Linked DNA regions of Mus musculus: regions 2, 3 and 4 are each linked to region 1. Evidence: chromatin loops called from intact Hi-C (ENCODE). Cell type or tissue: heart. All regions are shown on one strand. Region 1 holds the start of Rnf152 (ring finger protein 152). Region 2 overlaps Pign (phosphatidylinositol glycan anchor biosynthesis, class N). Region 3 has its middle 89 kb from the start of Gm17634. Region 4 overlaps Cdh20 (cadherin 20).

What was found. Peaks named below come from ENCODE experiments on the same cell type or tissue, not always from the same donor. Only the 100,000 strongest peaks of a DNase experiment are listed, where the experiment ranks them.
Region 2: a loop joins it to region 1, with 2.2 times the contacts of the local background. A loop is called at or near these places in 6 of 42 quality-filtered maps.
Region 3: a loop joins it to region 1, with 1.9 times the contacts of the local background. A loop is called at or near these places in 2 of 42 quality-filtered maps.
Region 4: it touches region 1 in a loop (7-fold over the local background); 17 of 42 quality-filtered maps call a loop at or near these places.

Annotation. Positions count from the first base shown.
Region 1 is chr1:105,352,526-105,360,525 of GRCm38, reverse strand. Rnf152 (ring finger protein 152) reads left to right here and starts at 3,816. Exons shown (of 3, transcript NM_178779.4): 1 at 3,816-4,183; 2 at 5,363-5,485. Gm17634 (predicted gene, 17634) reads right to left here and starts at 4,519. Exons shown (of 2, transcript NR_151540.1): 1 at 3,621-4,519. In heart, a CTCF peak has its summit at 3,960; DNase peaks (open chromatin) are centred at 3,825, 4,215, 4,415 and 4,815; H3K4me3 peaks cover 2,269 bases; H3K27ac peaks cover 1,273 bases; H3K27me3 peaks cover 871 bases.
Region 2 is chr1:105,626,608-105,634,607 of GRCm38, reverse strand. All of the region lies in intron 14 of Pign (phosphatidylinositol glycan anchor biosynthesis, class N), which reads left to right. Among named protein-coding and RNA genes, the nearest start is that of Pign, 33 kb to the left of the region's middle. In heart, a CTCF peak has its summit at 3,876 (motif pointing right); no DNase peak of the experiment used is centred here.
Region 3 is chr1:105,263,079-105,271,078 of GRCm38, reverse strand. No RefSeq gene overlaps it. Among named protein-coding and RNA genes, the nearest start is that of Gm17634, 89 kb to the left of the region's middle. In heart, no CTCF peak of the experiment used is centred here; no DNase peak of the experiment used is centred here.
Region 4 is chr1:104,982,304-104,990,303 of GRCm38, reverse strand. It overlaps Cdh20 (cadherin 20), which reads right to left. Exons shown (of 12, transcript NM_011800.5): 11 at 5,382-5,633. Among named protein-coding and RNA genes, the nearest start is that of Gm29012, 130 kb to the left of the region's middle. In heart, no CTCF peak of the experiment used is centred here; no DNase peak of the experiment used is centred here.

The sequences.
Region 1 (8,000 bases):
TGCAGGTATTTGGGCGTGCAAGCGTGAGAGCACAGGACAGGGCTGGTCTAGTTCCTCATCCTCCTTCCTCTTTCTTCTTCCTTGACTCCTTCCTATCCCTGTCCCTCCTTGTTGGATAAGTTGCTGATGGTACAAGTTGAGAGATGATCCTTGCCCTCAAAGACCAGGAAGGAGATCACAAAGTGATCTATGTTCTACATCTGCATCACATTCTTCTATGCAGGTGTCATCCTGATAGAAGCTTTGCCTGGCCATCTAATTGATCTTAGCTCCACCCTAGGTTCCCAGAGATGTCGTGCTCTGCTCAATAAACACTTGTGGAGCATCTCTACTCCACGCTACAGGTACAAAGCTAAGAATTTAGTTCTGCCCTTTACCAAACTTAGGCGATGCAGCATCCTTCAGTGTTGTAGGGCTGACTGGCCTGATCCATTGCCAAGTGCACACCTTCTCTCTCCTCCTGCTGATACTCAGAATGGTTCTTCCACTTTCCCTTGGCATTGTATGGTTCATCATGGTATTGAAATCTTAGTTCCAAAAGCTCCCTGTGAGTGAGACTTCTCTGGCCTAAGGTTTCCCTCAACATACACACCACACACACACACACACACACACACACACACACACACACACACACCCTTCATCGTCCTTTCCCCTCTCATTTCTTTCATGGTCTCACATGTAATTCCTTTTATTATGAAAAGAAATTTTAACTGGAAAGTGAGTTCTGTAACTGCAGGAACTTAGACGAGTGGTTTCCCACCCCACCCTGCATCCTAACCCTCTTGAAACACGGTCCATATTTAATGACTATTGGCTTTTTGAAGGCATCAATATTTGGACCATGTGCACATATATGTGCTGAGGCCAAAGGTTAACCTCAAGTGTTGTTCCTCAGGTGCCATCCAAGCTGATTTATAAAACTGTGTCTCTTCATTGGCTGAGTGAAGGAGCTCACTGATTCAGATAGCCTGGGTCCCCAGCTAACCCCAGAGACCTGCCTGCCTCCATCTCCATAGTGCTACAATTACATAGGATCCGAAGGGCACACAGCCACACTGGCCTTTTCTTGTGCATTTTGGGCAATGAAACACAGGTCCTTATATCTGCACAGGGAGCATTTCACCAACCAAGAAGCTCCCTAGATCCAGCATTGGTATCTTTATCTTGTCTGCAGGTCTGTGCACCTGTCTTTAACCTGGCTCTTCCAGACCTCAGGTGCTCACTTGCTTCTCTTTCACACACATGCACAGTGGGTTGTAAGAACAACAGCAGCTTCTCTGGCAGGACTTTGCCAGCTTGTACTTCGAAACTCAGACTGGTCCTAGCTGCTCTGCTCCTGGGTGCCCCACAGATGAATTTGTTACAACACGTTCTGCCGGTTCTTGCCCTGACTTAGACCGTAGCTACCTGTCCAGATTCTGACCTCCAGTGTGTCTTAGGAACTGCCCCATTGCAGCCTGCCCCAGTTAATTAACCTTCTCTGTGTGACAGCTTTACAAGACTGGACAGAAGGCAGAACACCCATGATGCTCTGTGAATTAAAATCCCAGCCAGTGGAAATGAATAGAGTTGGAGGTGTTAACCTTCTACATGCTGAATTCTTGCATTTCTCACTTCAAAGAATTGTCTAGAAAGCAACTGGGGGGGGGCAGTTTGAAACATTTTAGAATAATTACTGAATCCTGAAATTGCTTTCCTAAAAGCAATCTTGAGAGGCACTCATGCATAATAATATTTCTGGGCTAAGCTCTGCTGGTAAAATGTTGGGGTGTTATGAATCACCTTCTTTATTTCAAGTCCCTGACCAACATCTGAGTTGTTAATACCTTGCCTAGTTTCTCATTATTATTTTTTTCCAGAGTCCACAACATGGCTCAGTGAATAAGATGCCTGTCCTAGATTGCCTGATCCTAGATTGATGATCTGAGTGCAGTCTCATGGGGAAGGGGAGAACGGAGTCTTGAAAGTGCAACCTGTCCTCCATACCTATACTGTCACCGGTGTGCACCCCTCTCCCTAAATAAAATATAACTAAAAACTAGGAATTCCAGTTCTTAGGAAAATGAGGCAGGAGGAGTACCAGAATGGTCTGTGCTGCCTGATAAATTCCAGCTTAGCCTAGGCTACATGTATGAGACTCTGCCTCCAAAAGGCCTTTTTAATTTTTTTATTAAAAAAAATTATTTTTTTGAGACAGGGTTTTTCTATGTAGCCCTGATTGTCTAGAACTTGCTCTGTAGATCAAGCTGGCCTCGAACTTACAGAGATCCTTCTGCCTCTGCAGGAGGTCTGTACAACCTCCACTGGGCTAATCCCACCCCCACATTGATGGTGAAGTTAAAGATATTCTTGCAAAGTAACCTTAGGTTCCTAAGACATGCATGCAGAGCCTCTGTGGGTGCTGTAGAGGTGATAAGGGAACAATGGAGCAAGAGTCTGCCTGGTGACTGGAGGAAGCAGAGCTCCTACTGGGATCCAGAGACTGCAAGCTTTGTGGGTCTCCCGGATGCAGGTCCCCCCCCCGCCCCCCCCCCCGCGCCCCCGCCTCCCGATGTGTTAATAGCCTGATTGGAACACCAATTCACAAGTTGTACACGTGGGACAAAGCAAGTAGGACCAGCTGCCAACACGGATTCATTAGCTCATACAGAGCCATCATGGGTCTCAGGACTTCTGGAACAACAGCAGTTCTCAACCTGTGGGTCACAACCCCTTCAGGGGTCACAAAAGACCATTGGAAAACACAGATAGTTGCATTCTGATTTGTAACAGTAGCTAATGTTGCTATATGAAGTTAGCAACAAAAACAATTTTATGGCTGGGGGGGTCACCATAACATGAGCAACTGTGTTAAAGGGTCACGGTATTAGGAAGGTTGAGAACCACTGCTGTGTAAGAAGGAACATAGGACCCATGAAGGGAGCCCAGTACCTGAAGTCTAGAAGAAGCCATTTGCTCTGTGCATTAACAGAGCTCCTTTAGCTGAACCACAGAGATGAGGAGACATAACTCAGGTCAGTTTTCAGTTTCTTAATAGAATGGATCCCAAAAGGCCCCAGAACTCAGGCATGGTGCCCCAGACCAGCAGGGGACACCTATCTCCCCTTTTCTCCACTATATGTTAAGTGAAAAAGCAGGAAGAGACCTTATCTTTAGATTCTCCTGGGGTTACATGACATTAAAAGCATATCCCAAAGGTAAGGGCTTTGTTTCTGTTTAGGAGTACAGAGGATAAATCCAGATTCATGCACCCTAGGCAAGCAAGCACTTTACCTCTGAGCCTGAAGTTGGGTTTTAAGGTGGGCAATAGGGTAAACTTAGTAGACCCTCTAGGCTCCTTCCTGTTCACCTCTCCTGTGAGCTTCCTTTACACAGGAGGTTGAGGTGTGAGGTGTCCCTGTGGGGCTCTTTGGGAGCATATCCCGTTCCATGCTGACAGGTTCCTGCCCTTGTTGGGTTAGTGAACTTTCAGGGGCAGCCAAAAAGAACCCAGGGGAAAGGCAATAGCCTAGACTCCTCCCTCTCCCCTGTGGTCTTGAGTCCAGAGCCGCAGCTGGGTCACCACCTTGGCCAGTCCCAGTCGTTCTAGCCTGTGGTGCTCGGCCTCTAGGTCACACCTGATACCGTTCAGGTCCTCCTTCCGTGCTCGGTCCAGGTGCTCGCTGGTCTACGGTGGGTAGAGGGCGCGTCCCTGCTTCCCCACCCACACCAAGAGGTTGGCCACTGGGGACCGACCGACAGACAGACAGTCGGACGTGCCGGCCAAGCTGCCGGGTGGAGTGCGGGAGGGGGTGGAGCCGCCGGGGAGGGGCGGTCCGCGGAGCAGAGCTCACTCAGCCTCCCGCTCCCTTCAGTGCTTGGGTCTCTGGGGGTGACACCAAAAGCTTCCGCTCAGTGTCCGGTGCCTGGCGGCGGGTGTCCGATCGTGGAGGCGGAGGACAGCCGGGCAGGTGGAGGGCGCCGCCTGAAGCCAAAGGAGAGACGAGCAGGGCTGGGCTGCGGGAGGCGCTGCCGCCACTCTGCCCGCGCTGCCCCGCAACCTGCGGCGGGAGGAGCAGGCAGCAGCCGGCCCTCAGCGCTCGTCTAGCAGAGCGCAGCGGGCAGTGCGGACCCCCGGGATGCTTCCGACGTTGCTGCAGCCGCCGGCGGCGTAACAGAGCCGAGCCTGCTGCTGAGAGAGGTCAGTGAGTTTCGGTTTGTTTTCCTGTTCAGTGTGCTCCCAGGTCCCGGGTGCAGAGGGGACTCGCGTGGAAGGCTGTGCCTAGGAGAAAGCGGGAAAGGGCAACGGTAGCCTGAGATATAACTGGAGGTTCTTCCTGGACTATGATTGGGGTGGTTTGTTTGGTTAAAGGAGTGCGGAGCTGGAGAGGCGTCTCTCGAGGAGGTGGTCCCGGGAGTTGGGTTTTCCTCGGGCTTTGCTTTGAGTTGGGAGCGCGATGGGGTCATGGCAGCTGACTCTGGTTCCTCGGAGTCCTGGGATGCCCCCTGGAGCTCTGGTCCCGGGAGCTCGCCTCATGCACGCGCCGCACGCGCCCTTGAGGTGCGCGCACATCCCTGCCGTGCCCCCCCCCCCCCCCCAGCATTCTCAAGCCCTGGGTCGTCCCCTCCAGTCCTGTCCTGCCTTCCTACTCCCGATTCCTAGCTAGAAGTTGCCCCCAAGCCATTATTGGAAAAGGGGGCCGAATGGAGGGCCAGATTCTGGGGGTCTTTTGTGCGGACCCACGGGCCTGGGGCGCTTGCTTCTGGAAGGACAGCAGCAGGACAAAGCCGGCAGGACTTGTGGGGAGCTTCTCCACAGTGTTGGTTTGGGATCCCGCCTACCGTGGGGGTGTGGTGGGGGAGTGCTGCATAGATTTGGAAACAGTAGGGTAATTGACAAAACAGAGACAGTGACTTGAGGTGGTGGCCAGGCAACGAAAGGATACTCTCAGATGCATCCCTGATTGTGTGTGTGTGTGTGTGTGTGTGTGTGTGTGTGTGTTTGTCTGGGCAGGCGACTACATGCCCCGCATTGCTAGCTGTGTGGGCTTAACTCGTGTATTTTGCTAGCATTTTGCCTTAAAAAGATGATGGTATTCTCCATCCTGACTCCTATATTTCTGAGGCATTACGGTTGATGGTAGCCGCTTTACCGCGGGATAACTTGGGGGCGCGGCAGGGGGGGCGTAGACTGCAGAGGAGCCAGGAGGTGATTATTTATCCAGGAGAGCCTTAATGACCCTTCCCTGTTTTACCAGTCTTCTACCCCCCATTCTCATCCTCTCGGGACGCCTACTCGTGTTCCAGTGGTCTCGGAGGGTGCTTGGATTTCTGTCTGTGCTGGGAGTATCTAACTATTACTGCATGTATTTCACTGCAGGCTGAACAAAGCTGGGTCTCAATCGCGCTTCCTGCTTGTCAGCCTCTTGTCTCCCAAACGCTTACTGTTTCCACTTGATGTCAACACGCAGAAGGGGGTGAAAGGGACGCGTGACAGATTCAGGTAACCCCAATGATCTGGGTAACTGCCTGGGTGTCTCTGGGTCATTTGGGCCCACAGCGCTGACACAGGGCTGCCTGGGTGTTTCTGCTTTCACAGCATTTGTATTTGTGAGGGAGTAGGGGCCACCCAAGCAAGCAAAAAAAGTCTGTCCTACCTTTGGGACTTCACTCGAATGTCTTGTTCCACCAACATTGCAAATGACTTCATCCTTTCCTTTTGGAGAGGTCACTGGGAGCCACTTATATTGGACCTGTATTAGTTCCACTGGATGGTGTGAATTTTGATGCTGTCAGTACACAGACAGTTGTACATAAATATGGGTTTGGATAAGACAGTGTTTTGTGTAAAGTGGAGATGTCTTCTAATTAAAGATATTGTGGGAAAGTTAATAATCATAAAGCTCATAAGATATTTGACCAGTGCTCAGTTCGGGCATTGGTCACATGCAGTGGCCTTCTGAGGAAGAAGGACTGTTTCTCTCCCATCTTTTCATTGCCAAAGTATCAGGGCAGGCTGATGCTAAATTACTGGCAGGTAGCAGAGAGGGCTGCTGGGTAGGAGCAGAACGAACATAGAAGAGACAGAGCTTTAGTTATGTTTCCCTTTATATAGACACAAATCATTATCCTCTCTTTCTCCATTTTTTTCCTTTAGATTTTGGTTCTTTCCCTAAAACTCTGGCCTATCATGATAGAATTCATTGAAAACTCACCTTCAGATGTACCAGGACACACATTTCAGCACTGGCATGCCTTCCTAGAATCCAGAGCTTTTAGCATCCCATGGGCTGGAGCATGGGCTAGATCCAGGCTTTCCTTATAGGGAGGTCAGATTGTTGAGGACCATTGGCTCCTGAGACCTCTTTTGCAGTATAACAGCATCAAGGACCAGAGTGGATGCTCTTTACAGTTTTTCTCGAAAATCCCTCTAAAACTAATTAAAGAGCTTAAGATGTTTGTCATTCTGTTCTAGGATAGTTTTGCTTCTAAAGGTGGCTTTAAAACCAGGAGTGACACCAACGTTGACCCTTCTACTGAAAGCTTGGAAAACCATTAGAAGTGGGGCAGTCATTTTGTTCTAGCTAAAACAAAGGCTACTGCTTTGCAGAGACAAGATTACCAACATGGTGTTAGGATGAAGGTATGTTGACAGGTGATTTTTCTGTCAGCAGTAATTCTGGGTGTGTCCTGGATTACAGCAAGAAGAAAAACCACGTGATGGAATAATAGGGAATGTAATAATGCAATAGAATCAAGGGTGTGGCTTTTTAATAGGAAAAAAAAAAACCCTCACACACAATTTTCCACATAGAAAAATAGCTGCCTGCACATGTAATTGCATGTCCAAGAACAAAGATAGCTATAGTGTAGTATTAGATTTTATTGTAATTTTTCATCATGTGCTGTGATAACTCATAATGAAATGTTGATTTACATCAGCTCCCTGGGGTCATCTTCTTTACATCATCTTCTTCCTGGGGTCTCGGGAGGTGGGCTTAGCTCTAGGCTGGCATAGCTGACCTTTGAGTCCAGTGTTTACTTGTTCACCCTGCAGACGCTTTTGTGTACTTAACAGAAATACGGATTCTGTGCAAGGTGCCAAGGGGTAAGTGATGGATAGAGACAACGGTCATGAATCACCCTCAAAGAGATTATAGGGAGACAAAGAAATGCAGGTCTTACTTGGAAGTGACTGAGAAGGCCTGCACGTCTGAGGAGGCTCACACAACCTCTGCTTGATTGTCGTTTTCTCTAGAATGTTCTGAATTCCCCAAATGTCTGGGCTGGGTCAGAAGTAGCCTTTTCTTTACAGACATTGAACTCTTCAGTTGGATTTCCATGGCTGCTGAGGCTCCACCAATGTAGGGAGGCCATTTTCTTTTCATTTCTTTATGACTATTCTACCTGGACCTTCTTGTTCAGCAGTCAGCTGTGCATCAAGTTCAAAATAATGTCTACATTCCTGTGTCACCTGATTTAGAAAGCAGATGGGGACAGGTAGACTTTTGTAGGTTTCTTCTCACTCATTTTAAAGTACTGAGGTGTTATTGATTTTGCTGTAGTGAGGAATATTCAACATACCAGTGCCCGACCATTTCTTTCCTGGGCTTGCAGAATAGAAAGGCCAGGCTCGCTGTAGTTGCTCAGGCCCTAAACTGATAGAGGCTTGCTCAAACTTGGTCTTATGGAATCACTGCTCTCAAGAAAGTGGCTCAGGTATCACTCAGTCTACCCCATAATCCAGCCCAGAAGCATGTCACATTGTTCTGGTCCCAAATAAGCTCTATGACCTTCCTTGCATGGAAATGGGAAGAGCTGGGAACAGCTGAATTATACTGGTGACACAAGTCTCTTGTCCCACGGGGCCTGGCTCAAGGGGTGGAAGGTATTTGCTGTTCCATGAGCAGTTTTTGAGTAAATCAAGGATAAATATCTTAAAGAATCTGCTGAATGCATTGGGGAGATGGCTCAGTGAGTAAAGCGCTTGCCGTGCAAGCATGGGGACCTGCCATTAA
Region 2 (8,000 bases), 270 kb before region 1:
AAAGACATAAGATTAAAGTAGCAGAATGAGGAGAATGCTAAGAAAGGGCCACAACAGGAAATATTGACAAAACAACACCTTAGCTGTGGCATGATTGTGAATAGTTGCTGGGAGTGTGAGTATTAGGCAAGTAATTCTCCATTACCACATGGATCAAGACCTGATGGGATAGATGAGAAAATATAGCACATAACTTTGCTAGCTAGTGAACAGCATTTAAATGTTAGTCAGATTCATGTTAATATTCGTTTTCAGAATTTAGAGGCAATCTTTTGGGAAAACAGGGAAGAATTCATTAGAAGTACAGAACAGGATGGAAATGTTACTACCCTTGACAATATATAGTACAGTCAATAATTGGAAGGCAGAGGGGAGAGGAAACATATATGTGGTGATCCTACTGAAGTCATAAACTAGAACAGAGAAGGTCCTGCCTACTGAGTGAATACCATAGACATGTAGCCGTGGATTATGGCAGTAACAAGAGCTAACAGAAAAAATAGTGCGTTGACCCGACTGAGGAGAGGAGGTCTAAAGACATCACCAACAGAAAGTGTGTTGGGTGATGAATCATGACTTAATGTTAAGAATGCATGTGGGGAAAGCTAATAGAAGAGTTAAAGCAAGCAGGTCAAGGTGCTTGGTCCCTCTGGATTGGTAAACAAAGAAACTAGAAGGGTATTTTCGCATTATCATTATGTAGTTCTGCTTGATTGACATTTTTGTTTCTTGCACTTTGTATTTTGATTATATTCTTTACTTTCCCCCAACTTCTCCTAGATTCTTCCCACCTCCTTACCCACCTAACTTCTTGTTCTTTCTCTCTCTCTAAAAAAACAACATCCCCAAAATTCAAAACAAACAACTCCCCGCAGGATTTAAAAAAAAAAAAAGCCAAAACAAAAAAACCTCAAAATTATCAAGAGGTATTTTGTTTGTTAGATTTTTACACACACTGCATAAATATATTGTTCATGGTCATGAGTTTGAGACTGTCTGAGCAGCAGCATCTGAGGCTGTCATCTAAAGGAAGAAATTCAAAAAACAGATTTGTAATATTTGGTACTAGTCAAGTAGAATATGCAACAGGATAAAAGATACCATTCATAGCAAAGTAAAACCTAATAGAAAACGTGTATTGTGGGAAAAGATCCAAAATTTACTTTGGCCATAATAAAATATAAATAAATATTGACTAATAATGTTAGCTATCATACAATAATAACACTGTCTAAAATAGTTACTAAATATAAAATAATAATTTTTCATGTAGTTTAAAATGTTTTTTAAACTTTATATAGAGAAAAATTTCAAGAATAGCTTAATTAATACTGAGGAAGAACGGGACAAAGAGACTTTCCTTACTAGACAGTAAATGCATCCTAAACTACTTACAAGGCAGTAATGGTACAAGTCTAGCCTGTGATTACTCACTGATTTGCTAGTACATAAAGAGGTTGCTATCTATGTGATACTTGGTTTTGATTACAGATTACATTTCAGATGTGTGGGGAGAAGGCTTACGCATAACACATTACCTTTGCCTTGAAAAAAATATGACCAGGTTCCCTACCTTACTTCAATCATAAATTTGACATTAATTAAAAATGAAAAAATGTTTTTTTAAAAAAGCAAAAGTGTAAAACTCATAAAGCAAAATATAAGGAATAAGGAAAAAACAGCTTGATTATCTCTGAACTAAATATTATACTACATAAAATAAACCATAAAGATTATTATTCTCAGATTTGGAGAAAACATAAACTATGTAACAAGCATTATAATTTATGAGAACCTTATATATCAGGTTAGGGAAATAGTTTAGGCAATTGAGTGCTTAGTGTCTAAGTCTGAGGCTCTGAGTTAGATTTCCAAAGCCTATGTTAGAAAAACGAAAAAAAAGCTGGTTGTGGTGGTTTATATTGTACTCTCAGCATTGTGGAGTTGCAGACAGGGATGTGCTAACCAGGTATTTTTCAGAGTTCTTCCAGTGAGAGACCTTGTCTCAAAGAAAAAAAGACAAAAGAAGGCATCCTAGATTGACCTCTGTGCCTCACCTCTATGCCACCTTCCTTCCTCAATAAACAAAACTTTTTATACAGCAATGGGAAAAAATATCACCTTAATAAAATGGAAAATTATGCCTAAAAATTCATCAAAAGAGAATGCATAGGTGGTTGTTATGAAAATATTGACTTCATATTTGTTGAGCATTTATTTACTAGTTTTTAAATATTTTGTGATTTTACATATATTAAAATAGGTTATTCCCTTACTCTATGAAGCAGTTCCTATTATTTTCCCATTAAAATGAGGCACAACAAAATGACTTCTTAGATTTCTAACCCTAATTCTAATCTGAAACCAGACAGACTGTCTCCATAGTTTCTTGTACTCTTAACTACTTTGTAGTGTGGTTTTGTACTACATATACTCAAACTGTACCGAATGGTTTACTTTTGACAGTGTATTCTGAGATAATATGCAGAGAAATTATTATTGTATTTATCAATAGGAGGTAGGTTAGATAAGAATCACGTTGTTTATCATGAGCCAGTTAATGGCAGGTAAGGAGGAAAGTGTGGTGAGTGCATCGGCACCTATATGAGGATGTTTGTAAGCTGAGTGAAAACAGTAAACATAGGACTTTGGAACATTATGTAACTAATCTTAAAAGTGTGCATGCAGTAATTCTGTGACTGCAGACAAAGAGCAAGAAATATGCATGCTTATTAGTTAATAGTGTCATGAGGATATTAGCTAGCATTGTAGTAAAAATTTATTAGCTTAGTATTTAATTATATGAAATTAGAAGATACAGGAATCAGGAGTAATATTAAATTGAAAATTATTTTTCTGTTATTTGAGAAGTTATGTGTGACATAAAATAAATTACAATTTAAAATAATCTTTATTTTTTATGCCTTAAAACTTTTTTCTTGCCTTGAGGTATTTTGAAGAAGGTATTTGAGAGCAGTGACTATATGTATTAGTCTGGCATTTAGTGTTCAGTATATCTCCTGCCTCCGCACTCCCCTCCCCCAGAAGATCACTAGTATCTGAATGCAATAGATGCTTTTATTTTTTAGTTATTAAATCCAATAAATATTTTACATCCATATCATCTGCTTCTTTTTAGTGACTTTTGTATACATAGAATGTCAGTATTGTCTTATAAGCTGAATAAAAGAAATGTTGGCACATAAACAGAAAGGATGAGGGAAAGTTGTGGTGATGTGTCTTTTAGTGAAATGACCCAGTCTCTTGTCCAAACCATTGGCTGAGGATATCTTTCCTTTGTATTCTCTTTTTGCCCGGAGAAATTGTTCACCAGTATGTTTTTCTTGGAAGTGAATTCATCTTTTCACCTGAGCATCTCATAATCTATGAAGAATTGATGAACAGAAATAATTTCTGAGATAATGGAATAGCAGAGGTTTTTAAAATAGGAAAAATAAGATTGCTGATGTTGTCCTGTGTGTGTGTGTTTTTTAAGAGTCCCATTAGTTCCTTTTTTTGTTGTTGTTTTTTTTTTGTTTTGTTTTTGTTTTTGTTTTTGTTTTTGAGACAGGGTTTCTCTTTATAGCCCTGGCTGTCCTGGAACTCACTTTGTAGACCAGGCTGGCCTTGAACTCAGAAATTCGCCTGCCTCTGCCTCCCAAGTGCTGGGATTAAAGGCGTGTGCCACCACGCCCGGCCTTAGTTCTTATTGTAATTGTATATTCTGTTTTATCCTAAATAACTAGTTTCCTGTTTCGTTTCAAATACGTCTGAAAAAAAAGAATAAAAGTTACAAAATATTCCTTTTGACAAATAGAAATAAACCAAAGGCTAAATGCTGTAAATGCTGTTGTAAATGCTGTTGGTATGCTAAGACATAACCAGCAGGTGGCACTACATGATTAAAAGAAATTTGAAATGCTCAACTCACTGCCCTGAAAGGAGGAAAGACATTGTATTTCCAAAGTGCTCAGTTTTTCTAGGCATGGTGGTGCAGGTCTGTGATCCAGCTAAGAGAACGAATGGGAAGCTTGTTACTAGTCCAAGGTCAGCCTGGCACACATAGCTAAAATAGTCAAAACAAAATTTGAAGAAAAAATAATGCCATGCAATAAGAAAGAAGACTTAGGGTTCTCTTAAGATGCTATTGGGGCAGTAGAAGCAGGCAGGAGCTATGCACCTGACACAGGAGAACAATCAGTTAGAATATCTCTTCTCTTTGAAACTTATTATGTAAGAAGTAAGTACTTAAAATGTAAATTTTTATTTAGACAACCCAATATATTTTCCTCTTAACTTAATCACTTCCTTTTCATATATTTGTTTCCTTGAAAGCATATGGAAGTACACAGATGGAAGTGCCCTCACTTAGATCACATGCATACACTGGGTTGGAGAGGAGCCTTTCTTTGTGTCACCAATTTGATTTCCTGATCATTTACAAGGCACACAATCTTTTCATTAAACTGACGTCAGTTTTTAAAAACAGCTTTCGGGCTGGTGAGATGGCTTAGTGGGTAAGAGCACCCGACTGCTCTTCTGAAGGTCCTGAGTTCAAATCCCAGCAACCACATGGTGGCTCACAGCCATCCGTAATGAGATCTGACTCCCTCTTCTGGAGTGTCTGAAGACAGCTACAACTCACATATAATAAAAAAATTAAAAACAGCTTTCATAAGTTACATATGTGCTTGGGAAATGATTCATTCTTACAGACATGAGTGACTGCGTGATTCTGCACCATTGGTCATGTTAAAGAAAGAAACTTGGCCCACAAATAACTCTTGCCCTTGTTTCTGCTTTTAGTTTCATGAGATGCTATCCTGTAGTGGTGAGTTTTGCTACTCCACTTTATGCTCCCAGCAGGTCACACTTCCAGCAACCCACCCAGCTCTTTGGATCCACAAACAAAAGACATACACATATTAGCTTATTTTTGAAATGCCTTGCCTACTCTAAGGCTTGGCAGTTCTAATCCTCCCTCGGCTACCATACTTTTCCCTCAGGTACTCCAAGCTCAACATCTTCTAAGTCTACCTTTAACTTTGCTGCCCTATTACCATCTGTGAAGCCCGCTGGTCTTTGCTGGCCAACATGCTTCTGGGCAGCCCTTCTGGAGGCTGCTTTCCCTTTGCTCCTACACTTCAGATGATCTTCCCTCTGCAGCTCGAAGTCTTATCCATCTCTCTTCCCCAAGTCATGGCAATTTTGCTTCTCCTCCCTCCTGCATCCTAACCCTTGCAAATCTAAGGGTCCCTCCCCATCTCCTTTTTAGCATTTTTATTGATCGATTAAAAACCAATTAGGGACAAGGACTATAAGTGTTTGGAAATGTAGATTTCTAGTTGAATCAAAGCATTAAAACTAATCTCCAACACTTTTCCCTCTGTCTAGCTAGATATTCTAGAAAGGAATAAATGGCTGTTATAAAATATTAGACCATGGCTAAGTGAAAATTTTTTGTAATAAAATTTTGAATAACATGTAAAACTCCTTGCCCTCCAAATACTCGTTCACCCTGAAGAATGAACAACATTGATGATAATTCTAAAATGCACTTTACTTTACAGTGTTTCAATAGTTATGAAATAAAAAAGGATAGTAACACTTTTAGGGGACTATGTGGACTGTTTAGAATACCCATTTCTGTCTTCTCATAAGCATAACATGTTATTATATGTTCTTTTGTTGATGATGGTCTCTTTTGAGACGGGGTCTTGCTTTGTAGCCCTGTCTTAAAACTTACTATGTAGACCAGGCTAGCTTTGACAATCATTGATTCTTTTAAAATGATGTTTTCATTAAAAGATGTAGTCAGTAAAGAAATTTTCCTTTAAGATGACTATGTGGAAAGGTTGTTAGTTTCTTCTTGGTATGCAGCAGGGGAAATAGATAAGAGAAAGGCCTGGCCTGGCCTGGCCTTGCCTTTCGAGCTCCTGAGTTTTGGCACAAGAGGATAGTGTTGCATACTATCATAACAGGTCTTTTTTTTTTTTTTTTTTTAAAGGTTTATTTATTTTATGTATGTGAGTACACTGTTGCTGTCTTCAGGCACACCAGAAGAGGGCATTGGATTCCATTACAGATGGTTGTGAGCCACCATGTGGTTGCTGGGATTTGAACTCAGGAACTTCAGAAGAGCAGTCAGTGCACTTAAACCGCTGAGCCATCTCTCCAGCCCAGAGTTGTGTTTCTTTGAATGCAATTTTTGTGTATCTGGCAAAAAAATGCCCTTCAGCAAATTTGCATAATTAAAAAAAATCTTTACATGCTTTATCTTGACATCAGTGTACATTACACTGTCCTTTAGAAAAACAAACAAGCATAATGTTCTTTGCCTCAGAAATGGGGATAGGGGTGGGATAACTCCTGGTGGCAAAGACAGGCGTTTTTTCCCCATTTGTTCCATTATCTCCATACTAACATGTTTCACAGATGGGAAAGTAGTCACTTCCTTCCCTATCAAAGAAAAAGTTCCAAATACAAAATAACGCGCCCAAATTTTAGAACTTCAAACCACATTAGATTCACCAGTCTCTGCTTTCTGAGTTTGCATACAACTTGAGCAGCTGCCTAAAGCTCCTGACACCAGGACCTCCCTGCCAGGAAGGGCTGTATTATTTACTGAACTGTGGGCTGACATAACCTGGCTCCCCAACAACCTCTCCAAAACCCTTAAAAGCAAACAAACACATGAACCCCTACTTTAATATGTTGAGTATTTCCTGTGTCCTGTATAATGAGCATTAACTAACTTGATCAGAACTACTCTTATCAAGGTCAACATTTAATTGGGGCTGGTTTACAGGTTCAGAGGTTCAGTCCATTATCATCAAGATGGTAGAATGACAGTATCCCGGCAGGCATGGCGCAGGCAGAGCTGAGAGTTCTACATCTTCATCCAAAGGCTGCTAGTGGAAGACTGACTTCCAAGCAACTAGGGTTAGGGTCTTAAGCCCACACCCACAGTGACACACCTATTCCAACCAGGTCACACCTCCAAATGGTGCCACTCCCTGGTTCAAGAATATACAAACCATCACATTCCACTCCCTTGCACCCATAGACTTGTTCAAACACATGAATGTATGGGGGGGGGGCGCATATTTAAACACAGCATAATGCAAAATGCATTTAGTCCAACTTTCAAAGTCCTCATAGTTACAGCAGTCTCAACAATGTTAAAAGTTCAAAGTTCAAGGTCTCTTCTGAAATTTATCCAATCACTTAACTGTAATCCCCAAAGAAAGACAGGAAACCAGCTGGGCAAATTCCAAACTCTGCATCTCCATGGCTGATGTCGAAGCGGTCTTCAGATCTCCACTCCTTTTTCATCTTTGTTGACTGCAACAAACTGCTTTCTCCTAGACTGGTTCCACTCCCTGTTAGCAGCTTTCCTTAGCATGTATCCCATGGCTCTGACATCTTTAACATCTTTGAGTCTCCAGGGCAACTTCAGTGTTACAGCTTCTTGTTTCAGAGTCTGGGATTCCACTTGATCTTTTAGGCTCCTCCTAAGGGCTGGCATCACTTCTCCAGCTCTGCCCTCTGTAGCACTCTAAGCTCAGGTTGATCCACTCCACTAAGGCTGCTATTCTTGGTGATCATCCCATGATACTGACATCTCCAATACACTGGGGTTTTCCACTCCAACTAGGCTTCACCAATAGCCTTTCATAGGCTCTCTTCATGGTGCCAAGCCTAAACTCTTTTGCATGACCCCTTCAGTCCTGGACCTTCAACTACAGCTGAGGCTACACCTTCTCCAATGGTCTTCCATGACCTCTCACAGTGCCAAGCCTCGGCTGTTCTTCATTACACCTTCATGCCTTCAAAACCAGTACCACCTGGGTAACTCTTACATATTACCAAGTCTAGCCACAGCACAAGGAACAACCTTGGCTATCTCTGGAACAGCTTCTTTGTGCTCCCAGAAAACAATTTTCAGAAGATTTCACCTCAGTGATACTGATCTCTTCTTAATCATTGCTAATTTCTTA
Region 3 (8,000 bases), 89 kb after region 1:
CTTAAAACTTAATTATCCAATCAGATTTATATAACAATAAGATCACAATTTACAAGATACAATAATTTCTGAGCCAGTTGATAAAGATAAAGCTTTAACCCAATTTTTCTAACCTTGTGAAAAACCTAGCTACTCGTGGCTGTCTAAAACCACGCAGGATCAGGATCGTCTTCCTGTCCGGCTGCCTACATATAGGTTTCTCCTTCTTCTCCTCTTACCTCTCTATTTCTCTCCCCAACTCCTAGCTCCACCTCCTTTTTCCTGTCCAATCACAGGCCTACCACTGATCTAATGTGATTGAACAGAAAATCCTGCAACACCATACCAAGCTTTTTAAGTGGGTTTTGGAAGATCCAAATTCAGGTCCTCACACTTGACAGGCAAACATTTAATTTAACCCATCTCCTGAGTCCCATATTGACTTATATGAGAGCGTTGTCTGAATGTATGTATAGCACATGTCTGCCTGCTGCCCTTGGAGGTCAGAGGACAGCAATAGATCTCCTGGAACTGGACCTAAAGATGGCTACACACCTAAAGAGACATCACATGGTTTTTGGAAAACTGGGTCCTCTGGTGGAGCAGCCAATGCTCTTAACTACTGAGCCATCTCTTCAGCCTTTTTTTTTTCTTTTAATTAAGACTAAGATATAATGTAGACATGAAATAATACGATGATTGCATTGGATTTACCTTGATAATATTTAAGCAATTTGCCTATTAAAACCATGTACTGCACATACTGGCAATGGAATGTTCTCCCAGGAGAAAATTATGGGGGAAATAAGCACACACCTGCTTCAGCAATAGGGGTGTGAGGACTCAGTCAAGTGCACTACATACATATCAAAGTCTAGTTTTGAAAAATTATTGCCTAAAAATAATTATTACTACACCTATGGGGGTAAAAAATAACTAAGTTGTTAATGATGATGCAAAATCAACAGTAATCTATTCCTATTAATGAAAGAAGAACAGCTATTAAATAACAGGATCAAATCAAGCAGCACTGATAATGAGCATCTTTGCCTCACATTGTAGAAATTTTAACTACTAGCATCTGGACTTGTGCATTAGAGACATTTCAGTGTTCATAAGAACCAAATTGTTAAAATCCTGAATTGCCACAATCTCTCACTTCTGTAAACTATGAAACCCATTGGTTTCAGTTTAAAAATACTTGGGTTGGCAGAGCCTGGAGGCATTTATTGATAAGTTGATTTCTTCCAGGCATTGAAGAAGTTTTGGGTTTGATAGGCAACCCTTAGGACACTTTTCAGCAGAGGGCCAGACCTGAAGAACTACTGCTCAGAGGACAGGCAAATTTATAAAGAGACTTGCAAACCTGGTCAAAACACACAAATTTCAAGTTTTCAAAATTTCTTTTTAATAGAAACAGAAGATCATTTAAACAGAAATGTAAATGTCATGGGATGAAATCAATACTTTCAGTATTTACTTTCAAATATTCTCTACAAGGTATGGATGGTGATCATAGCAGTAATTCCAGCACTTTGGAGGCAGAGGCAGAAGGATCAAGAGTTTAAATCCAGCTTAGGTGTCAAAATAAAGAAACAACTAGGCCTGGTGGTGCACACTGATGACCCTAGCATACAAGAACTTATACTGCTCATTCCTCCACCTTTATTAAAGAATTCCATTATATCACCCAATCTTACAACCTCACCTTCCATGACATTTATATGATTTTCACCAACAACCTTCTCCCTGAGGAGTGCTGGTGAGTTTGGAACCAGACTAGAGTACATGCAGATGAAATCCACCAGATGAATGCTGCTACCTGATCAGGGCTGAGGCAGTCCCCAGCTGGGATCCTGAATGGAACTACAATATGCCAGGGGGAGATTTTAGCTAGAGATCAGTTTATAACTTGGCTCCTAGGCTTCCCAAAAAGCAGTAAATTATGAAAAAAAACCTAAGAGGTAATCCAGGACAAATGCAAAAACGTATCCTAGTCCTGGAGCACCTTATAAATGCCCTCCTACAATACACCTGCCTGGATCCTAAGACTTCAGATGGGAGACAACTTTTTATGGCCTACTTCTCTCTTCTCCCTGAGTTTTCCTGATGTTAGGGTTAACCTTAAATGCCTGAATTCACAGACAGAAGTTTTAGCTGTGGCCTCCAAGGTATACAACGGGAAAGATGAGAAAGCTTGAAAAAAAAAAAAAAAAAAAAACTAATGTTGGCTAAGGACTATCAGCTGTCCAGAGTAACTGTGTGGCCTGCTTTACCTCTCAGAGCCCAAGAAACTTTGGATTGCTGCTTCAAATGTGGTCAGGATGGTCATTGGGCCTAGGCCTGCCCAAGCCCTTGTAAGTCATCTTGTGCCATGTCCCATGTTCCATGAAAATGGACATTGGACTGGAGACTGCCTTCATGTCCCTTGCAGCATGGAGACATAAGTCTTAAAACACCCTCTAGCCGACTTCTTAGGTCTGGGCATGGGTGACTAATGGGGGCCTGGGCTCTCTTGGCCTGACCACTTCTACAGGGAGCCCCAGTTAGTCATCATGGTATCAGGGCAACACATCTCCTTCTCTGTAGACAACTGGAGTCACAACTGGAATTTTGGGGACCCACCCTCCTCATTTCCCTATTGTTAGTGTAGGATAGTTTATGTAGCCTTTCTAATCTTACCAAACTCACCATTTAGCTGTATCTTTAGGGATATCCCTTTTCCTACTTGTGATGGTCTGAATACACTTGGCCCATAGGGAGTGATACTATTTGCAGGTGTGGCCTTAGTGGAGGAAGTGTGTCACTGTGGGGCTGGACTTTGAGACCCTCCTCCTAGTTGCTTGCAAGACAGTCTTTTCCTGCTTGCCTTCAGAACATGATGTAGAACTCTCAGCTCCTCCTGTGCCATGCCTGTCTGGACACTGCCATGTTTTCTGCCATGATTATAATGAACCGAACCTGTAAGCCAATCCCAATTAAATGTTGTCCTTTATAAGAGTTCCTTGGCCATGGTGTGTCCTCACATCAATGGAAACCCGAACTAAGACACCACTCTTTTCTAGTAGTACCAACCTGTTCCATCTCCTTGTTGGGGAGAGATCTCCTAACCAAAGTAGGAGTGAGTATTGTTTTCACTTCCCCCATCCACTTGATCTCAGGCATGTTGTCCATTCTCTTCCACTTTCTCTTCCAAATTGCATCATCTGAAATAGCTTTCCCTTGCTGGCTTCCCAGACTTATCCCTGAGTATGGAATACCCAGATTCCCTCTAGCTGTCAGACATCACCCCCTCTCATCATTCACTTCAGAACCCTGTTCTGGGGAAAAAGCAAGATGTTGCTCACCTGCTTAGTTCTGGTTGTCTGGCAAGTTTGTCTGTCTGTTAGTGTGAGCAGATAGCTCTGTGTTTTCTGGTGTGTCTAAGTCTAGTGCCAAACATGGGAATGGAACCAGAAATGGGTCAGGCTCAGTTGAATGAATGAATGAATGAATGATAGAGGTCACCCTGTTTTGTTTCTGAATGGTTTCCCTTGAGCATGTGGGCTTTCTGAGTTCTGTGTTTATTGGTTTTGTTTTTGCTTTTCCAGCTGTTGTCAGGTGCCAGGCACAACTGCTAATGCTTCTTGCCATGGCTGCTTTGATGGCTAGGGCTTAGAATTTACACCTGAGTTTTCTGATCACTGGATTCAGCTTATTAGGGATTCAAATGCCATTTGAGTGTAGATAATATTAAAGCTGTTTTATGCTGTTCCACCTTATTGGAAAACTGGTTCTGGAATTGGGTTATGATTTCCCTTTCCTCTAGATCCAGTCATGTTTATTTAAAGGTTTCTTCCAAAATCTTTGTCCCAAGTCAGGCTATGACAGAGAAAGGAGAGGAAACTAAGAAAACAGGATTTAAAGACCATGCTTTGCAATGACCGCTGTCAGTAACAATCAGTCATGTCTCCCGTAATGGTTAGATGGAAAATGTGAAAGCTCTATGTTCTGAGGGACTAAGGATCAGTGATGAAGGTCTGAGGATGTGAAAACTTAAGTTCAGAGGATCTAAAGGAAGTGTCTGAGGATGTGAAAGCTGGTATTGTAAGGTATGTAAATTATGTTGTAAAGGCACAACAGACTAAGAGAATGAAAAACGTTTTCGATTTCTTTACCATCTATTTTGAAGATTCAGAGTTTTTTTTTTCCCTGAAGTATTATTTATCAGATACAGAAGTTAAATTAGTACATGATGAATATGGAGGATCCAAGTCCTTCTGTACACAATGAGAATGGAGAGATCGATTCCTGTTCATTAGAGCTTGAATCTACGTGTATTGGGTGAAAACAGCCTTTCAGTTAAGCACCAGGTTATAACTTGGAAATATTGCCATTTAAAATATCAAAAGATTGTCATTCTTCGGAGGTTAGGAATAATACATGACATTGGCATGATGGGAATAATACATGACATTGGCATGATGGGAGTAATACATGACACTGGCATGATGGGAAACATTAGTTCTCAAGCACTGAACTGAAAGCTGTGTTACAAACACAGAACTCTTGCTGACAAAAACAGTCAGTTAAATGATAATTGTTAAATAAATGAAAAAAAATTGTAAGCTCTCGTTTTGTCTTCCCCATTGTTTTCTGCATAGGTGAAAGTGCTTAGAATTCCAATAACCTGATAAAACACTAAGTACTTTTATCAGTCAGAAGCTCAAGATGGTAAATTTCCTCTGGTTGTCTTTTAAATATAGACTTAATGGTACTTCTCATCATGCTATTAATACTTCTATCCAATCTATATGTCCAGCTATCTGGACAGAGAAAAAAAAAATCTTCCTGCTTTCAACATAAAGTTTTTGCTATGACTTGAAGGTGTGACACTTGTTAGCTACTTTTTCTACAATGTAGATAAAACGTTTATAACTTCTTGTAAACAAAATCTCATGCAAGCTTCAGGGAGTCAAGGGAGTTGTAAGACTTGGATCCACCTCTCACAGGCCAAATGGACTCCAGATAAGCACAGCCTAAGTTTCCGCAGCTGCCTATTCCTGGGGTAGGATACCTCTCCCCACTGCTCTGGGGCCTCCTCTCCTCCCCCAGCTTCTAGGACTATGGATCTGAAAGTTCCAAATGTATGATTTTTTTTAAAGTTTCTATACATTACTTCTGTCCTTAGTTTGTATCTGTTTCATCAGATTTCCATGTGGGTGACAAACGCCGTCCAGGAATTAGCTGTGGACTACAAACTGCTTGAAATGGCTGAGAGCTCTGGACTTGCTGAAAGTTGATGTGACTGCCCCCTTGTCTCTTCAGGTGGATCAGTGAACCAGAAGTTTTTGATCAACGCCCTGTTACTTGAATCCTCTCCTAGCCTTCCTGGACCCTGATGAAGGTGTCCTAATTTCATCAAAAAGTAGTTACAGAAAAGGCATGTTGCCCCTTATCAACAAAAGGCTGGAGTGTTAGGTCAAAAGGAAACTCCCTGGCTTAGGGGACAAAATGGTAACCTATAGTACCTATTGGTATACTGGGAAAGGTACTTGTTAAACCCAAATAGATGAAAATCTATTGACAGATAGAGTCATTAGTTGAAATAGTTCTACAGTAAGATAAGGTACTCAGCCTGCTTTGCAGGAGAGGGAAGTAATTGTGAGGCTTTAAGAAAACGTTTTGTTTCTATGTAAACCACTGGAGAAAACTGGTGAGAATTATCTAAGAGCTAACATTAGAGAAGGACAGCCTTGCCTGCTCTTCAGGGAGGAATGCTGCTTCTCTGTCAACTAATTTAGTCCAGTAAAAGACAAGATCCAACAACTCCAGACAGATCTCCAAAGAAGAAAGGAACAGCTCCATGTCCCTGGCCACTGGAGTTGGATACTGCTTTTCTTAACCCTTTCCCCTCTTTTCCTACTAATAGTACCCTGCTTTATAAATTTCTTATCTAGATTTCTTTCAACAACAAATTTTAAAGATTCTAACCAAACATTTAATCAGTTGTTATTACAGCTTCTTTCTATAGAACCAGAGGCCTGCCAATCCTGATGGTACCCAGATGTTGACAGTCAAGCTTGCCCGTGGACTTCAATGCCTTCATACAGCAGGAAGTGGTTTAATAATAACATTGTCCTCTTTCCAAACCCCTGATTAGTTATCAGTGATAAAAAAGGGGGCCAAAGAGTATAGAAAGGTCCAAGGGAAGAGCACCCTGCTGCTGACATCCCACCTTCCATGACTCAGCATTAACATTGAAACAATGTTGGGCAGCTCTAGTTTCATTCTAGCTCACTGGGCATGCTCCAAAAAAATCCTATAAAACTCCACAACCCAACCCTCTGCTGTCTAGGTTCTTGGTCAGACACAGCCACCATTCTGTGTTTTTCCCAAGTAAAACTTTTGTTTGTGTGAGGTTTGTTTGGCGGTGTGACTTTGTGGTATTCCTTGGCTCCTGCCTGCCAAGACGTTCTTGTGTTGGTAAAACCCTTATCGTATACAATGGCATAGAGGTGTGTGGAGAAGACTGCATACTTCATGGTAGACAGGAAGTGAGGTGGAGACTGAGAACGAGTTTAACCTTCAAAAGCACAATCCCATTGGCCTCCTTCCTCCAATAGGCCCCACCTCTTAAAGTCCTGTTTAAACCAGTGCTACTAGCTCAGACCAAGTTTTCAACACACGAGCCTATGAGAAACATTTCATAATCAAACTATAGCAGCTACTACTTTAAGAATGATTTATAATTAAATGCAACAGAAGGTGGTGACAGGTAAGATCACTCAGCAGGTAAAATGTTGGCTGCCAAGACTGTTGACCAACATTCAAGACCTGAGACCTACATGGCAGAAAGGCAGAATGGATACCCATAGTTCTGCCCTTCACATGTGCATCATGGCACACATAATAAATAAATAAATAAATAAATAAATAAATGCAATAAAAACTTTAGTTAAATAAATGAAAGATGTTTTGTTTAAAATAAAAAGATAGACTGGATTTATAAATTCTGAGCAGTAGACTCAATGAACACTGGTCAGATAGGGAAAATTTCCTGCAGGAGCCCGAATCAGAGCCAGTACCAGGGGAGAGGTAGAGGTGGTATTGTTTCTTCCTGAGCTCTGTTTCTGATGCATCATTCCCACTGTGTGCTTGTACTAAACGCCCAGCCTGCACACCTGTGCATGCTTCCTGAGTGAATGAGTTTGGGAGCTGTCTTGTCACTAACATCATTCAGGCACCTTAAGCTCTGCGTAAGCTGACAGTTCTGGAGTACATGGGTAGTCAGGATCCTGAGCTCTGCATATCTCATCATTTTCTGCACTTAGATTCTTGCTTTGCTGTGGGGAATAGCTCGAGTTCTCCTTCCTGCCCATCAAACTCATTTTAATGAGCTGTTCCTGTACAGCTGTCTTCCTGCAATAAAGTCATATCCTCTTGCTCAAAATATTCATGTTCAAGGCTGACTGGCTAGGCAACTCTACTTGTTAGAAAGAATTAATGAATACCAGGATCCACAGCCCCCATGGGCCCCCTGGCTTTGACCACCTACAGATGTTAAGTATTTCCCCATAGTCCACTAATCTGAATACATTATCAGTCTGCTCTATTATACACAGTTTCAGGATAGGCTTAGAAGGATGAGAGAAGGAGCTACACTAGGGTGACCAGGTGCCTGGGATGGAAACTACAGGGGTGCTCAGGGAGTGAGTGAGACTGAGTTCTATAACTTTATCAAAAGCCAGATTAAACACTGTCTTCCACACAGTGTCAATACTCAGTAAATGCCTCATATACCCAAATGTACAAAATTTACACAAATTACAATGTGGTATTTAAATTCTTCTTGACTCCTAAAAAGAAAAACAAAACAAAACAAAACAAAACAAAACAAAACAAAACATGATTTAGGTACAAAGTGAAAGGAAAAGTATCAGCTCAGGAGCCCTAAGACCAAGTTCTGAGCCCAAAGGAGATGAATTTGTCCCAGAGTCAGAGGACAGGGAACATAGACAGGAGACAGCACAAGAGGATGA
Region 4 (8,000 bases), 370 kb after region 1:
GGAGAAGAAACAGAGGACATGGGTACAGAAAAACAAAATCATAAAATCATTAAAAAAAAGTCACAGAAGAAAATTTCTCTAAGGTTAAAGAAGGATACAGAACACCAAATAAATTGAATCAGAAAATAAATTCCTTGGCCTGGAGAGATGGCTCAGCAGTTAAGAGCATGGACTGCTCTTCCAGAAGCCCTGATGGACAAATCCCTATCTAAACTAACTGAAGGACTCAGAAAAGAGCTAAATTAATAAAATTAGAGATGAAATGAGAGACATAAAACAGACACTAAAAGCAATGCAGAGAACTACAGCAATGGACCTAAAAAACCTGTACTTGAACAAATTGGAAAATTTTAAAGAAACATAATTTTTTGTTTGTTTTTGTTTTTCTTTTTCGAGACAGGGTTTCTCTGTGCAGACCTGGCTGACCTGGAGCTCACTTTGTAGACCATGCTGGCCTCGAACTCAGAAATTTGCCTGCCTCTGCCTTTCAAGTGTTGGGATTAAAGGTGTATGCCACCACACCCGGCCATAATTTTCTTGACTTGTACCACGTACCAAAGTTAAACCAAGATCTGATAAGAAGTTTAAACAGAACTGTAACCATTATTGAAATAAAAATAATATCTAAAAACCTACAAACTACAAAAAGCCCAAAGCCAGGTGATTTTAGTGTAAAATTCTACAAGACTTTCCAAAAAGAGCTAAGGTCAATACTCCTCAAATTATTGCACAAAATGGACACAGAAGAAACGATACCTAATTAGTTTTACAAGGCCATAGTTACCCTGACCTCAAACCACATAAAGACCAAAGAATTACAGATCAATTTCTCTTATGAACATAGATGCAAAACTTCTCAGTAAAATACTTGCAAACTGAGTCCAAACACATATCAAAATGATCATCCACCACAGCTGAGCTGGCTTTCAGGGGTGGTTCAGCATACGCGTAAATCAATGGTATGCACCATATGTACAAACCTGAAAGACGAAAGCGATATGACCATCTCATTAGATTTAGAAAAGGCCTCTGACAAAGATCAACACCCCTTCATGATAAAAAGTCCTGGACTGATTAGGGATACAAGAGTCATACTTTATAATAAAGGTGATTTGCAGCTCTCTCATAGCCCACATAAAAATAAATGGAAAGAAACTCAAAGCAATTCCACTAAAATCAGGGACAACACAAAAGTGTTCTGTTTCTACATACCTACTCAAGATAGTCTTAACTTGAGCAATAAGATAACTGAAAGAGATTACGAGTATATAAATTAGAATGGAAGAAGTCACAGTATCTTTGTTTGCAAACGATATGATTTTACACACACACACACACACACACACACACACCTAAGAATTCCACCACGAAACTTCTACAGCTGAGAAGCCCTTTCAGCAATGTAGCTGGATATAAAATTAACTCACAAAAATTCGTAGCCTTTCTATACATAGATGACAAACGGACTGAGAAAGAAATCAAAGAAACTGCACATTTCACAGAAGGCTTATGTAATATAAAATATTTTCTGGGTAACTGTAACCAAACAAGTAAAAGACTTGTATGATAAATATATTAAGTTACTGAAGAAAGAAACTGAAGAAGACAGCAGAAGATGGAAAGATCTCCTGTGCTCACGGATAGAGTTAATATAGTAAAAATGGCCATCTGACCAAAAGCAATCTATAGATTCCGTACAATCACCATCAAAATTCCAACATAATTTCTTCACAGATCTTAGTGGCTACACAGAGCCTCTGCCCTTATGTGCTAAATGCCATTTGTATAGAAGGTGCTCTGTGTGATACCAAAGGAAAAAAGTAAACACCAACTCTTCACTCTACAATTTATGTCCTTCCTGCTAGATATGCTAGTGCAATGGTGGCACAAAACTTGTAGAAATAATCCTCCAATATCTTATGTAACCTAAGACCTACTCCATGAGAGGGAGCCCAAACCTAACAGTGACTAAGTGACTAAGAACCGGAGACTAGATAGATAACCCAGTGACCTACGGTAAAACCAAACGCTACTGTTCTATTAAAAGAACGTAGCAGTAAAACATATCCTAAAGATGTTCTGCTCTACTCATAGGTCAGTGCCTTGCCTCAGCCATCATTAGTGAAGCTGCTTCCTGCAGCAGATGTGAACCAATACAGAGACCCATTGTCAGGCAATATGCAGAGAGTGAGAGACCTTGGAATACTTAGCTCTAAATGGGATTTACCAAATTCCTCTTCACAGGCCTGGAGGAACTTGGAAGAAGAGTAGGCAGAAAGTGTAAGAGCCACAGGGGATGGAGGACATCAAGAAAACAAGCCCGTCTAAATCAATACTACCAAAGTTCATATGCACTCACAGAGACAGAGGGAGGACGCACGCACGCACGCACGCACGCACGCACGCACGCACGCACGCACGCACGCACAGGGCCTGCATGGGATCCCACCCATTAGTTAAGAGTCCTAATGCTGAAAGAAGTGGATATAAGCCTCCATCTCCAACCCAGAAGCAATCTGCAACTGTTAACCAATGACAAATGAAAATTTTATTTTCTGCAAGGCAGTCTCCCTGGGGAAACAATCTATTCTCATGCGTAGGTCACATGCCCAGCAGGACACGGCCAAGAGAAAACGAACTTAACAGCATCTATGAAGGTTCTTTGTCTTACAAGGTCATGTCAAGGCGTTTTCCTTTTTGAAAAAATATTCTCTTTTAAATTTTATTTTCTATTTTGTCTCTCTGTGTGAACATCTGTCTGTCTGTCTTTCTGTCTGTCTATTTGTCTGATATTACCTCCTGACCACTTGAGTTTAAATTATGGCTTCCATTTTGTGTTTTTAATGGGTAATCTGGGTGTGGGAATAGGCCTGTCTTTATGTATATATCTGTTTTTTTCCTGCCTTTTCTTGGGTTCTGTTCCTCTTGTTTGTTTTATTGTATTCCAATTTTTTATCTTATTATATTTTATTATTATTTCCTAAAGCTCATTTTCTACTGTGAGACAGAAAAAGTGGATCTGGATGAGATGGGAGTTGGGGGAAGAACTGAGAGGAGTAGATGGGAGGGGAAATATAGTCAAAATGTATTATATGCAAAAAATTCTATTTTTAATGAACTACACCACCCGCAACCCATCCAAGTCCCTGCATGTGTGCTGGAGAGAAAACTGATGGGTGTGTGGGATTAGGAAGTGCATAGAACTAGTCATCTCTTGAAAATGAAAGATTGATACCTGTCTTATTTTTTAGATACAATGTTATAAATAATGAGCATTAAGTTATGCTTTAAAAATCAGGTTTTGGGATTATAGGTTCAGGTGAAGAAAGTCCAGGTTCTGAGAAAAAAGCATCAGTGCTGGGAAGGCTTGCTCTGAATGTTCTCTAGGTTCTGTGGACAAGCCACAAGGTTTTCTAGGAGCTGGGTACATGAACCCACCCCCACCACAGTAAATATTGCCCAGATGAACATGTCTAATTGCCCACCTTTGTGTGTGTGTGTACAAGTCAACTGCAGCATAAATGTTAGAATTGTGTGATCTGGGTTGTGCGCTCTTAGAAGTAAGTGGGCATGTGTGACACACCTGGGACACCTCAGCTTCTGGGAACTTCTTATTCTGTGAGTTTTTGTTTTTGTTTTTGTTTTTGTTTTTGTTTTTTTTTTTTTTAAATAAAGGTCTTGGTTTACAAACTAAGTTATCTCTTTAAATCAGTCTCTCTGTAGTGATGGCTCTTTGTGAGATGGCTCATCGTGATTCCACGATAAATCTTACAGCATTCTTCAAAGATAGAGGTAAGGATAGCCAACCTAGAAATTTCTCCCCAAAGCAGAGCAGATGAGAAAAACAGCTTTCCTTGTTCTGCACCCAAGGTCTCCTATTGCCACCTTATGGACACTTTAGGAATTGCAGGTGGATTTTACTTGGTATAGGTAGCCTGGAAGGTTATTTATATTCCTTAATTGTAACGTAAGACAGAACACTCAAAATACAATGAAAGCTTACATCATGTTTTAAAATGTATTTTGAGAAGTGTATTCCGAATGCCTATTTAGAAAGTCAGTGCAATGCTGATATTTTCAGCAATGGATTTCTTTATCTGGTGTGGCGCTCAGTCACTTGGTGTTTAGGTTAACTAGAGATCAAGGGAGCATGAGGATTATAATTTAAATTCCTAGTGCTTTATATTCTTCCCTGTAGAAAGTTACTGAAATTTTGTCTTCTCTCTTATTATTTATTTATTTATTGAGATGTGGTCTCATCATGCAGCCAAGGGTTTCTAGACTGGTCTAGAACTTGTTCTGTAGGCCAGGATGGCCTCAAGCTTGAGGTAGTCCTCCTGCCTCATCCTGTTAATGCTGGAGTTGCAGTGTATCGACACAGATGCTGTGAGGTTTCACATATATAGAATAATAGTGTTGTCTCTTGCATCTGCTTTTCTCTAAGGAAGATGAATGTGGAACAGGTTTAACTCAGTAGCAGCGTGGAGGTGAGATGCTCACGTAGATGTTTTCTGGGTTTCCAGAGGTGACTTAGGTGTTGCTTCTGAGTGTCTAGTTAGAAGCCTGTGGGCACCAGAGAGCTGGGGGCTGAAAGAAGAGGGAAGGCTCCCCCATAGTCTGTTATCACCCCACGTTGTTCCTCAGCAGACACAACCAGGCTCTTTTCCTTTACTGCTGTTTGTTAGATGTTCACAGTGCCTGAGAGGACTTGTGGGCCACAGACAGCTCATTCTCAGAACCCTGCGGTTCCCACTGCTGCTTCTTTCAGGTCTCAGCTCAGAGTTCTACTTTTCTGTGAGGGCCGTGCTGACCGTCCGATTTGCTGCATTGCTGTAGTACCTCTCCTCAGGCCCGCATCTCTTTCCTTTCAGGAACACTCAGCTATGTGTAGCATGTGCGCACGAGGAAGGGTGCCCGGTGCCCGCATGCGGGTCCTGGCTCTGCCTCTGATGCTTGGCTTTTGGCTTGTGGCTGAACCTCTGTGATTTAGCTGTTACTTACCTGAGATGGATTTAAAGAAGTGATGATCATATCCTCTTCCATGTAATTTTGTCATGTCAGTGTGAACTTGTATCATCTGAAATAAACTATGGAGGACAGAGTGTGTCTGTCGTCTAATCACAGTGCCTAGTATGGTGTTCAGGTCTGCAATCGATACTTGATAAACCTATGTGTTTTAACCTTGCCAAAGATGCCTTGAGGGAAGAGACTGTCTTCATCTTCTGAACTTTTCTCCAAGCTTCACTCTACCACCTTTTGAAGTAAGCTTGGAAGAAGCCAGTTCTGAGTAGCTGAGATAGGGGGTTAACTGCTCATGTCTCAAAGCCTGTGGACTCCCCCCCCCCCCCCCCCGCCAAAAAAAAAAGGAGCCGCTAACTCACCTAAGAGGACAAAGATGCAGGCCAGGATGGCGATGAGGGCACCCCGACTCAAGCTGACTGGGAGCAGATAGGCCTCTGGGCTGCAGGACATGACGTGGCCATCGTCATTGCAGCTGCACACTTGAATGGTAAGCGTGCCGGTGCTGCTGAGGACGGGCTGGCCGCTGTCTGCGATGAGGATGGGCAGGTAGAAGACGCTCTGCTCCTGCTGTCGGAAGCCGGACCTCCGGGTCAGAATCCGAGCAGTATTATCTGAAGGAGTAAAGCATTTAGGAATGAAAAAAAAAAATGAGAAAAAGAGAAATTCTTGGATTGAAGGAAGCAGGGAGGCAGGGGCAGGGAAGGAGAAGGAGAAAAGTTATAAGGCGTGCACTGCCGCAGCCATGTCTATTGGTTTGGCTCAGCACTTAGGTTTGAAAATCAAGCTTTTCATTTGCTTTCAGGCAAAACCCCGAGGCCTAGGAGAGAAGCTCTTTTGTGAGAGGCTGTCTTACCCTTTGTGACATAAAGTGCCCAGGGCAAACTGACAGCCTTCAGATCTAACAAATGTTCCCTGGGAACACTTGACAGAAATGAACAGTGGTTGGTGATCTGTGGCCCCTGTTTGCTCCTGCGCAGCAGCTTCTCAAGGCCTGTGCCAGTTTTCTGCCTCCAGCAAAGGAGAGCCCAGGAGCCCACGAGGCTGCCCAGGAGTGTTTATTTTCGCTGTTTGGGCTGGAACTCCTGTCTTTTGATATTTTCTTTTGTGCCTCTCACTTGGCTTCACCAAGTTCCCGCGTTCCCGCGGAACCGGCTAATTTGCAGAAGCTTATGTGAATCCGTGCTTACAGGACACAGCTTGGAACTTCTCCTGGCCCATGGGCTGAGTTTAGACAGTTAATATGAATCTGGTGAATTATATTCTTTCAATTTTTAAGTTCTATTTTATGCACATGGTGTTTTGCCTACATGCATATTTGTATACCCACTTGTATGCCTGGTCCCTGCAGAGGCCAGACGAGGGTGTTGTATCTTTATCTACTAGACTTACAGATGACTGTGAACTGTCCTCTGGGTACTTGGAATTGAAACTTTCCCCTGGAAGAGCAGCAAGTACTCTTAACTGCTGAGTCATCTTTTCAGCCTTGGTAAAAGTTATTATTTTTCTTTCCGTTTAAAGAGTGAAAATTTTAATTAAGAGGTACTCATAACCTTTATGAGGTATAGGGGGCTGTCTCAGTTTTTTTTTTTTTTTTTTTTCATTATATAATGATCAACTTGGGGCATGTAGGCAAGCCCTGCCCTTTTGTATGTGAGGTTTTTATTTGTGTGTATAAGTTTGTGAGCACACGTATGATCACATGTGTGTGGAGCCCAGAAGTCCATGTGGGGTGTTTTCCTTGCTCTGCTCTTCATTTTTCCTCTTTTTTGAGACAGTGTCTTTCACTGAACCTGGACATCTCACCTCCAGTTTACACAGATCAGTCAGTGAGTTTTGGAGACCCACCCACCAGTTTCCCTAAACTCAGAGCTAAGCTCAGAGACATGCACGGTCACACCCGGCTTTTACAAGTGTGGTAGGCATCTGAGCTCAGGTCCTCATGTTTGCATGGTAAGCATTACTGACTAAACCATAGCCCCAGCCTATCCACTCTCTTAAACACCTCTCATTTCTCCATAATGAGAACACTGGAAAATCATCTCCTGTAGCTATTTGAACTTCGTATTATAGCTGACTAAATACTTCTGTGTAGTAGAATGTAATCCTTATTTAGCTAAATGGTGAGATGTGTTCCCCAAAACTCATTGTGTGGGAAGGTGTAGTGATGTTGATATTTGCCAAAAAACTGTATGTATGTATGTATATATATATACACACACACACACATATATATTTATATATATATATACACACACACATATATATATATATATATATACACACACACACACATATATATATATATATATATATACACACACACACACATATATATATATTTATATATATACACACACACATATATATATATATATATATACACACACACACACATATATATATATATATACACACACACATATATATATATATATATATACACACACACACACATATATATTTAGATTTAAGAAGTTTAAATTCATGTCTTTAAGGTACCTGGAATGGCTTTGAGTTATAAAGCAGATTTTTTTCAATGTTGTGATCATTTCAGCAGATGAACAATTTGAGAGGTATGGTGGGGTACATAAGAAGTAACTCAAAAACCAAAACCAAGCTGGATATGGTGGTACATGCCTATAATCCGGAAGCTGAGACAGGGGGCTGAGGCCAGGAGGACTACAGAAAGTTCTAGGCCAGCCAGGGCTACATAGTGAGGTCCTTCTAGGAAAACATAAATAATAGAAAACATCCAAACCAACAAGAAACTAATACCATTAGCAGAAGAGTTTCTGAGCATGTTTCACACGAACTAGAATTTCACTATTCTAAATTTCTAAAAGCGTAAAGCAAACATGGCTAGTTTGTATTCATCAGTATTGCTGGTTCTCCTTCCCTTCTTGAATAAAGTTTCTTGAAGAAACTGTACTTTCTGACTCTTTTTAAGTTAGGTATGGAATAATAATTTGCCTTAATTG